Regions from separate parts of the Mus musculus genome. Here region 2 is linked to region 1. A link is a contact called in ENCODE Hi-C or POLR2A ChIA-PET data. All regions are on one chromosome and are shown on one strand. The core of a region is the stretch at or near the end of the contact, and the rest is flanking DNA. Distances in the headings are between cores, read along the strand shown.

Region 1 (4,007 bases), core at 931-3,430:
CTCTGCAAGCAGAGTCATAGAGACTCAACTACCTCCCAAGGCTGCCAACGCAGAGAAAATTACGTAAATCCTAAGAGGCTATAGCTCAGCGCCTGGCTACACCAAGCACCGTCCCAAAGCGAGCGATAGATACTTAAGGGTTGGTAACAAGCAGTGTTCCCCAAGGCCTCTGCTCACCTGGGGTGGCTTGCTGGAGCAAACCTCTGCAGAGATACCCAAGGCCTGCAGGATGTTCTCCTGGGGAACATAGTCACCCGGGGACTTCTGGATGAAGTGCAACAGTACCTTGTCGCCACCTGTAACCACAGGCAGGGAGTCAGTTGTGTGCATCTTGCATCTCTGTGCCGGGAAGTGAGAGTAAAATCCGCTGACCAAGCCAAGCAGCCCAATCCCTCACCCAGGTACCCAAGACCAGAGAGGGAGCATGAAGACATGACACGAGCCACCAAGATGGGCAAGATGGGGCTCTATCTTGCCCTGACCCACCCTTGCTGACCACCAGCAGCCCTCCACTTTGCAGCAGGTCACCAGACAGGTTCCCCTGGATACCAACAGCTTTAGCCTGCAAAGACAGGAACGGGACTCAGGTCAGTCCCGGAGGGAATGCTGCAGGGATTCCCACCAATGCTCTCAAACCACAAACCTTGGAGGCTACATCACGAACAGGTTTTCCCAGGGCAGCTGGTAGGATGCTTAAGCTGTTGTACCTACAAAGACATAGATAGGGTCCCTAGTCCAGATTCTGGTGGAACACAAGTATCCACACCTGTTCCCAGTGTCCTGCCCCACCCACTTATCTAACCCAGGGCTCAGGCAGATCAGCAACCAGTCTAACTAGGCTCTACACAAGCCCTGAGAGCCCCCAGGTTGAATACAGCTAGCCTTGGGGGCCCTGGAGAGGTGGTGTGGAGTGTGGGGAATGAGCTCCAAGCTGGGTGTGCCCAGGGATCTCGCTTAGCCGGCACTGCCTATCATGACAGGCAGTCTGTGGCAACAGAGGACTGCAATGAGCCATGGCTAAGGCACTGGGCTCCAAGGTCCCTCCTGTTTATGAAATAGCAGACTTCTGAGGACAGGCCTGCCTTGGACCAACACCCATTAGAAGACTCAAAGAAGGGCTGGCTGAAGCACCAGTGTCAGTTTCCATGAGACAAACTGGAGAGCAGAGCAGATGGCAGTAGCAAGAAGGTACATAAGAGAGCGGTGGCCACTCTGTCCTCCTGTTGTCCCTGGTTAGACTCATGCCCACAAACAGTCACACTTACCGCTTGAAGCCCAGCTCCTTATAGATTTGCTTGCTCTCATCAAGGTAGAGTTCTAGAAAGGAAAGCCACAGCTATGTGCCCCAGGCTTCCTACAGTCTGTCCCCTCCACTTACTGTATCCAGCTCCACCCACCCAAGCCATGAGTAGCAAGGCAGGATTGAATGTCACCACTGCTTAAACGGGAAGGGCAAGAGTCACTGGGACTTTGCCACTAGGTCTGGGCACCAGCCAGGGCACAGGCTGAAGGCAGGGCAGGGAAGAGCTGCATATGCTGACACATGAATATGTTCTTGTTGGGCCTAGAAAGGGAGAGGTCAGCCCAGGCTCTGAGTCCGGGAAGAGTCGCACCTCCTGAGAAGTAACCACCATCCAGAAACTCCTGCAGGCCCAGGGCCTCAGGCCCCACGCCCACCAGGCGCACATCGTGTTGGTCCAGGATGCTCCGGAGGTTGCTGAGGTCCTGGGCGATCCAGCGGCACACCATGCAGCCGAAGCGTCGCAGACCGGCCACCACACAAGCTTTCTCCTGCCATAGGCTCCGCAGCTCCACAGCCTACAGAATGGATCGGTCAGGGGACATGGGCTCACCAACCCCCTATGCCCGGCAGCCTCACATGTCCCGCAGCGTGCTGCTCCAAGATTCGCAGCTGACTGGTCCTCCTGATGGTTCCTCTGTGGACCATGAGCTGTACCCACGCCCAGTACGCGAACTCATAGGACCCCTCAGGACCTCCACTCCAACCCATGTGAGTTGCCAAGGCTCTGGGCCAGGTATTAGGGGAGGCGTTCTCCGCCCTGCGCGAGCCAAATCTCACCTCCCCAGTCACTGCATGTTTCAAGACACACGCTCCTACGCGACCAAGGTCCACCACATTCATGGCCTCCTCCGTCCCTTTCTGCTCCACGGTCCCTTCTCGCAGCCTGGGGAGGCTCACTCTGTCCTGCGCAGCCTCTTCAGCCAGCCTATGCCCCGCCCATAATCCCGCCCCAGTCCTGGTGGGCACCACCTCCAGGGGGTTCAGGTCACATGACTGTGCGCTTGTCTCGCCCCAGGCTCCGCCCCTGATATTAGTATACAGGCACACCCTCTCTCCAAAGAGACAATCACTGCAGATCTCTTTGCCTAAGCCTAGGTTGTTCTCATATGTATAAGCTTATTAGCCAATGGCGTAGCAGGTAAAGCTCAATGGACAGTCTGCAAGCGGTGCGCCTGCGCAGAATGCGTTTGCGTGGCTCTCTAGCGTTTGCGTAGCTCTCCACTAGCATCAGGTGGTCCCTAGTAGTGCAGCAGGGTGGTAGAATTAGAGCCAAAAAGTTGAAACGGGGAATCGAACTCACAAATCACTAGTGTGAGGAACAGTAGGGCAGCCGGCACTTACAGTAGTGAAAGGACCAGCCTTTCCAAGTCTAAGTTCCTGCTTTGCATTTTCGCGAAATCCTATTAACTTCCATCGTAAAGTACCATTTCCTGCTGTGTGGATGTCAGTTTTTAAACTACGGGCTCTCATGTACAACAATCCAAAGGAGATAAACAGGAGCTCGCAGTGGTGTGTCCCTAGGAAGAGTAGAAGGCTCAGGAATCCACGTGTTCTGTCCTTTCCTCACTAAGTAAGCCCTGTGATGCTTTCTAGGGCCATGTTCAAGCATCTGACAGATGTAGAGGCTAGGAAAGGAAGAGAGCCACCACAAGATACCTAGCTGAGGCTGAACAGCCAGGCAGGAAGTTAGGAACCATACATATCACTGTGTCAAAAGGAGAAGCTAGAGAGATGGCTCAGTGGTTAAGAGCACTAGCTGCTCTTGCAGAGGGCCCACGGTTTGGTTCCCAGCATCCCTACAGCGACTCACAATCCTCTGCAAGTCCAGCTTGAGGGCATCTGATGCTCCCTTACGGTCTCTTCAGGCACCAGGCACTCACATTGGGCCCAAACCTATGCAAGCAAGAGTAGGCTGGGGAGGTGACTCGGTAAAATGACAGAGACCTGTAATCCCATGTCCTGGGGGAAGCAAAGGCATGAGAATCAGCAATAGACCTTGTCTCAAGAAATACGATTGAGAGGCACTGAGTAAAACACTCAACCGCTGGACTCCCCGGGCACACACAAGTGCACACAGGTGTGCAAAGGTACATTTTAAAAAAGGAAAGAAAATAAAGTTGCAGAATCAGGAGGAGCTGGTCCTGTAGAGCAACTGGTCCTGGAAGCACCACCAGAAGAAATCCAGAGATGGGGCTTCCTCTGCTTCCTGTTAAGTGTTGAGGGGTACAATGCGAGGGTCCCAGGAGCATGGGAAGATGTCTGCAGAAAGTGCTGCATGTTGAACAGGAAGAGCCAGCAGGCCCTTCCCTGAGGCTGCTCACTCACATATGCCTACACAGTGTGACAGAACCCACCTCGTCTTCATGGAGCCCCAGGTAAGACAGGTCATCAGGAGCAGAGGATTGTAGAGTCTTTGTTCCAAGTTTTATAGGTTAGAGGTACCTAGTCCAAGGACCTGAAAACACTTGTGGCCATTCCTTTCCCAGCTCAAGGACCTGAAAACACTCGTGGCCATTCCTTTCCTGTATTTCCAGAATCCTTCCAGGGATGTTGATTTCCTATGCTTTGGGGTAGGGTTGTTGTGGTTTTCCTCCAGTGCCTCTCTTGCGTGATCATTTTAGTTTCTGCTTTTATTGGTTCTTATGCCAAACCAGTAAAATTGGACTGGCATAATCTTGACTATCTCATATCAATGACATGTGTG
Region 2 (4,049 bases), core at 460-2,959, 170 kb after region 1:
TGGTGTGTCTGAGGAGAGCAACAATGTACTCACAAACATAAAAATAAAGAGTTTTTTAGGAGCTGGTGAGATGGGTAAGAGCACCCGATTGCTCTTCCGAAGGTCCGGAGTTCAAATCCCAGCAACCACATGGTGGCTCACAACCATCCTTAACGAGATTTGACTCCCTCTTCTGGAGTGTCTGAAGACAGCTACAGTGTACTTACGTATAAATAAATAAATCTTTAAGAAAAAAAAAAAAAAAAAGAAAACAGAGTGGCCAGAGCTGGCAAACGACATCAGGCAGGACAACAAAACCCACAGCGTGTATGACTTTAGAATTAGTTGTTGAGCTGGGCAGTGGTGGCTCACACCTTTAATCCCAGCACTTGGGAGGTAGAGACAGGCAGATTTCTGAGTTTGAGGCCAGCCTGGTCTACAAAGTGAGTTCCAGGACATCCAGGGCTACACAGAGAAACAGGAGCCTGGCCTTTCTGTCCTCCATCCTTGAAGCAGGAGGAAGAGTTTACAAGGAGAAAGTCACAAGGCTCAGTCTTAGGATCCTTGTGCTTCAGAAGGCAAGGGGTGGGAGGTGGCAAGGGCCGTATGCCCCTTCCGTAAGCAAGAGCTCTCGCTCTACCTCCACCGCAGAGTTCTGGAACCCTGAAACACTGAAGCAAAGGGGGACTCCAGGCCACATGGTCATCCGAGAATCCAGAGAACTGATCTACAATGATGTCACTACTCATCTTGCCCTTCCACTTTCTCTCCTCACTGAAAAGCCTCTTGTTTCCCTGATCTGTGCAGGATCTGTTTGGGTTAACAAGCTCTAGCAGCCCAAGCTAGTAGAAAAGATGGGCTGATAGCTCCACCTGCTGGCCATCTTGGGTTTTGTCCCATAGGAAGAATCCTTGAGAGCCCACAAAGGAAGAACTTGAGGATCAAGGCACCGCTGTGCCTAGGATTTAAGCCCACGGAGAGAGACGCTTACTTAGGCCGTATCCCTGAGAACAACAGATACTTGAATAGTGTTTCTGGTCTTGTTCCCCATGGCTGAGAGAAGAGAATGCAAAAAAGCAGTCGCGTGTAAGGAGCAGTCCAGGCGGGGACACTTAGAACAGGCCATACCCCATGGTTATGGTAGAAATGAGCTTCCAAGTTTGAAAAGTCTTCCAGCACAAGCGGCCTTGGGCCTTCAGAGAATCTACATTTCAAACTGTCACATTTGATTTGGCTAGAAGTTCATGCCTCTGCATGAGCCGTGACTGCCTCCTAGCAGTGGTCAAAGGTGCTATCTGGGATTGCCCAACCCAAGCTGAAGAAACCAGGGCATGGGCAGGGAGGAACTCCAACAACTGGAGCCTTCAGCAGTCCGTTGGAATCACGTGGCTATCCCAAAAGATCCACTTTTGCAGCCCAGAGACACGTACCTCCTGCCAGAAAACTGAACCTGAATCAGGCCAAAAACACATCTGCGAGGCTGAGCTTTCTCGGGGGTCCTACCCACTAGGTATCTACCTCCTCCCTGTCATTACCCGCCACTTCACTGTGCCGCTTCACCCTCCAAGCACAGACCACACCCCTCCCCGGGTAGCCCCACCCCTATGTCGTGGACACGCCCACTACTCCGCCTCCACAGATGTCACGCCTAGGCTCCGCCTTCGCCCGCGTGGTGTTCGCAGCCTCAGCCCCACGACGGACGCACGTCGAGCGTCACAGGCCCCGCCCACGAGGTGCGCAGGCGCGGTGCGAGCTCTGCGATTCGGGCCATGGCGCGGGCGGGTGCCCCTGAAGTGATCCGGGCAGCGCAGAAGGACGAGTACTACCTGGGAGGCCTGCGGAGCGCGGCGGGTGAAGCGCTGCACAGCCTAGCGGGTGAGCGTTCCGGGCACCCAGACAGGCGGCAGCTCCAGAGTTTGCTTGGAAAGCGGGGATCAAAACAGAGGTACACACTGCTGACCACATTGCAGGTCTCTGCTTTAGTGTTTCTCAAGCATTTGCCCATTTATTCTCCAGACGCCCCTACAGGGTGGACCTAACGTCATTACTCTCATAGGTAGACACGTGGATCACACAGGCAGGGATTTGGGATTTCAGAGAGCCGAGGTTTGATACTAAACAGGTCGCCTCTGGCTTATGTTGTTAGCACTACCTAGACTTTCCTGGGCTCCATGTCTCTAGGACAGTACCTGACTCAAGACAGTTACAGTCGGGGCTTCTTAAGAGGCGGTCTTCGTCTCGGAGACATTCCGGTCACCAAGGGCAGCAGAGGAGGTGAAGGGAGAGACGAGTTGTTGAGGGTCGTCTTAGGAGTGACTTGACTTGGACTTTACCTGCCCTTCGGGAGTGACAGGGTTTCTCTGTGTAGCCCTGGCTGTCCTGGAACTCACTCTGGTCAGTCTGGACTCGAAATCTCTGCCTCCCAAATGCTGGGATTAAAGGCGTGTGCCACCACTACCCGGCTGGGAGTCATCTTAAGAGAACCACTTCACCTCTCTAGAGCTAATATTTTTCTTCTCTCAGGTGCAAAGAAATGGCTGGAATGGAGGAAAGAGATCGAGTTGCTCTCGGACATAGCCTACTTTGGCCTCACCACAATTGCAGGTAGCTGTCTGTGCTCGGCAGGTCCTGGGCACTGAGGGGCCCACAACCCACCCAGGTCTGGAGGGGATGCTTGAAGGCTCCTGGAAATCACCTGCATTAGTCTCTGTTTCCGGGAAGGAAGATACTGGCCAGAGGGCACTCACTGCCCCAGACTTTCTCTCAGCAGGATGGGCTTTTCCATTTATGGGGTACGAGGCAGATAAAAAGGAAGAGGCTATCGAGTGGGGGGAAGGGTACGAGCAGGGTCATGGTGAGACACATGGAAAGATCACAAGGTACTCCACAGGGCTGGCCTCAGGAACAGGAAGTCAGGATTCATCGTCTGCATGGTGGAGTACTAGAAGCTAGCTGCAAGCCATGGGTAGGCTTGGGGGCTTTTTATTCTGACTCCATGTGACAGCGTCAGGTAAGCAGTGGTATGTATGCCTGATACTTAGGACTCAGCCATCATCTAGAAGGTAGAAAGCCACAAGATCGGATCCCATCACTTGGACAGGGGTATGAGTTCAGCAGAGGAAGGACTGGAAAACAGAATAAAGACTTAAGGGAGTAGGAACCAACAGGAGATGCAAGGCCCATTCCAGAGTGGCCGTCTCTGTGACATGGTGAAATCACAGCAAGGCCACAGTGGGTTTAACAAGAAGTTGTGCTGGCCTTGGCTAGGTCTCAGGGTGACTGGTGAGGCTGGAGGGGGGACGACGACACAGGCTGGCCCGGAAACTTGTCCCTGGACCCTCATCACTGTGTATTAATCCTCAGGCTACCAGACCCTTGGGGAGGAGTACGTTGGGATCATCCAAGTGGACCCATCCCAGCAGCGTGTGCCCTCCAGGCTCCGCCGTGCAGCGCTGGTTGCACTGCATGCTGTCTTGCCCTACCTGCTAGACAAGGCACTGCTGCCCCTGGAGCAGGAGCTGCAAGCCGATGGCGATGCTCCCCGGGCTTCACAGGGCAGTCTGCTACCTGGAGGACGCAGCCGATCAGGGGCACGGCGCTGGGTGCGTCACCACGCAGCCACCCTGACTGAACAACAGAGGAAGGCCCTCCAGCGGGCAGTCTTCATCCTGAGACAGGGCTTCGCCTGCCTCCATCGGCTCCACGTGGCTTGGTTTTATATTCATGGTACCTTCTACCACCTGGCCAAGAGACTAGCAGGGATCACGTATGTAAGTAGCCATGCCAAGGGGACTGATATTCAGGCAGGGATCCTCTGAGCAGCATACTTGGGGACCCATGCTGACATGATCGCAGCCAAGTGTTCTGCTTCCAAGTTGCAATCGAAATTCTGTACTTGGGAAAGAGCGGAGTTCAGTTTTATTTTCCAAGAAAGCCCAGGAAAAGGAAAAGAAATCCAGTTCCCACAGACTGAAGGTGGCAGCAGACTTGGGTGCGTGGGCGGGTGACTGAGTGGCCAGGTCTGGCCTCGGCAGAGGGCCTGTGGCTGTGTCCATTTCACTGTTTGGAGA

Evidence for each region. Hi-C counts contacts between places; a loop is a spot of excess contacts on that map. ChIA-PET counts read pairs that join two places held with the same protein, here RNA polymerase II (POLR2A).
Region 2: POLR2A ChIA-PET joins it to region 1 with 14 read pairs in Patski. The contact joins the promoter of Pex10 here to the promoter of Prxl2b in region 1. A Hi-C loop is called at or near these places in 10 of 37 maps with a recorded cell type or tissue (ES-E14, Patski, heart and 4 more). POLR2A ChIA-PET finds 5 or more read pairs at or near these places in 2 of 5 experiments (Patski and embryonic stem cell).

What each region holds. Positions count from the first base shown.
Region 1 is chr4:154,896,863-154,900,869 of GRCm38, forward strand. Prxl2b (peroxiredoxin like 2B) reads right to left here and starts at 2,181. Exons shown (of 7, transcript NM_025582.3): 1 at 2,081-2,181; 2 at 1,614-1,818; 3 at 1,266-1,317; 4 at 644-707; 5 at 487-562; 6 at 178-296. The coding sequence starts at 2,143. It overlaps Gm52690 (a long non-coding RNA gene), which reads left to right and starts at 558. Exons shown (of 2, transcript XR_003955190.1): 1 at 558-1,188; 2 at 1,569-4,007.
Region 2 is chr4:155,065,321-155,069,369 of GRCm38, forward strand. It overlaps Pex10 (peroxisomal biogenesis factor 10), which reads left to right and starts at 1,710. Exons shown (of 6, transcript NM_001042407.1): 1 at 1,710-1,854; 2 at 2,503-2,583; 3 at 3,343-3,749. The coding sequence starts at 1,749.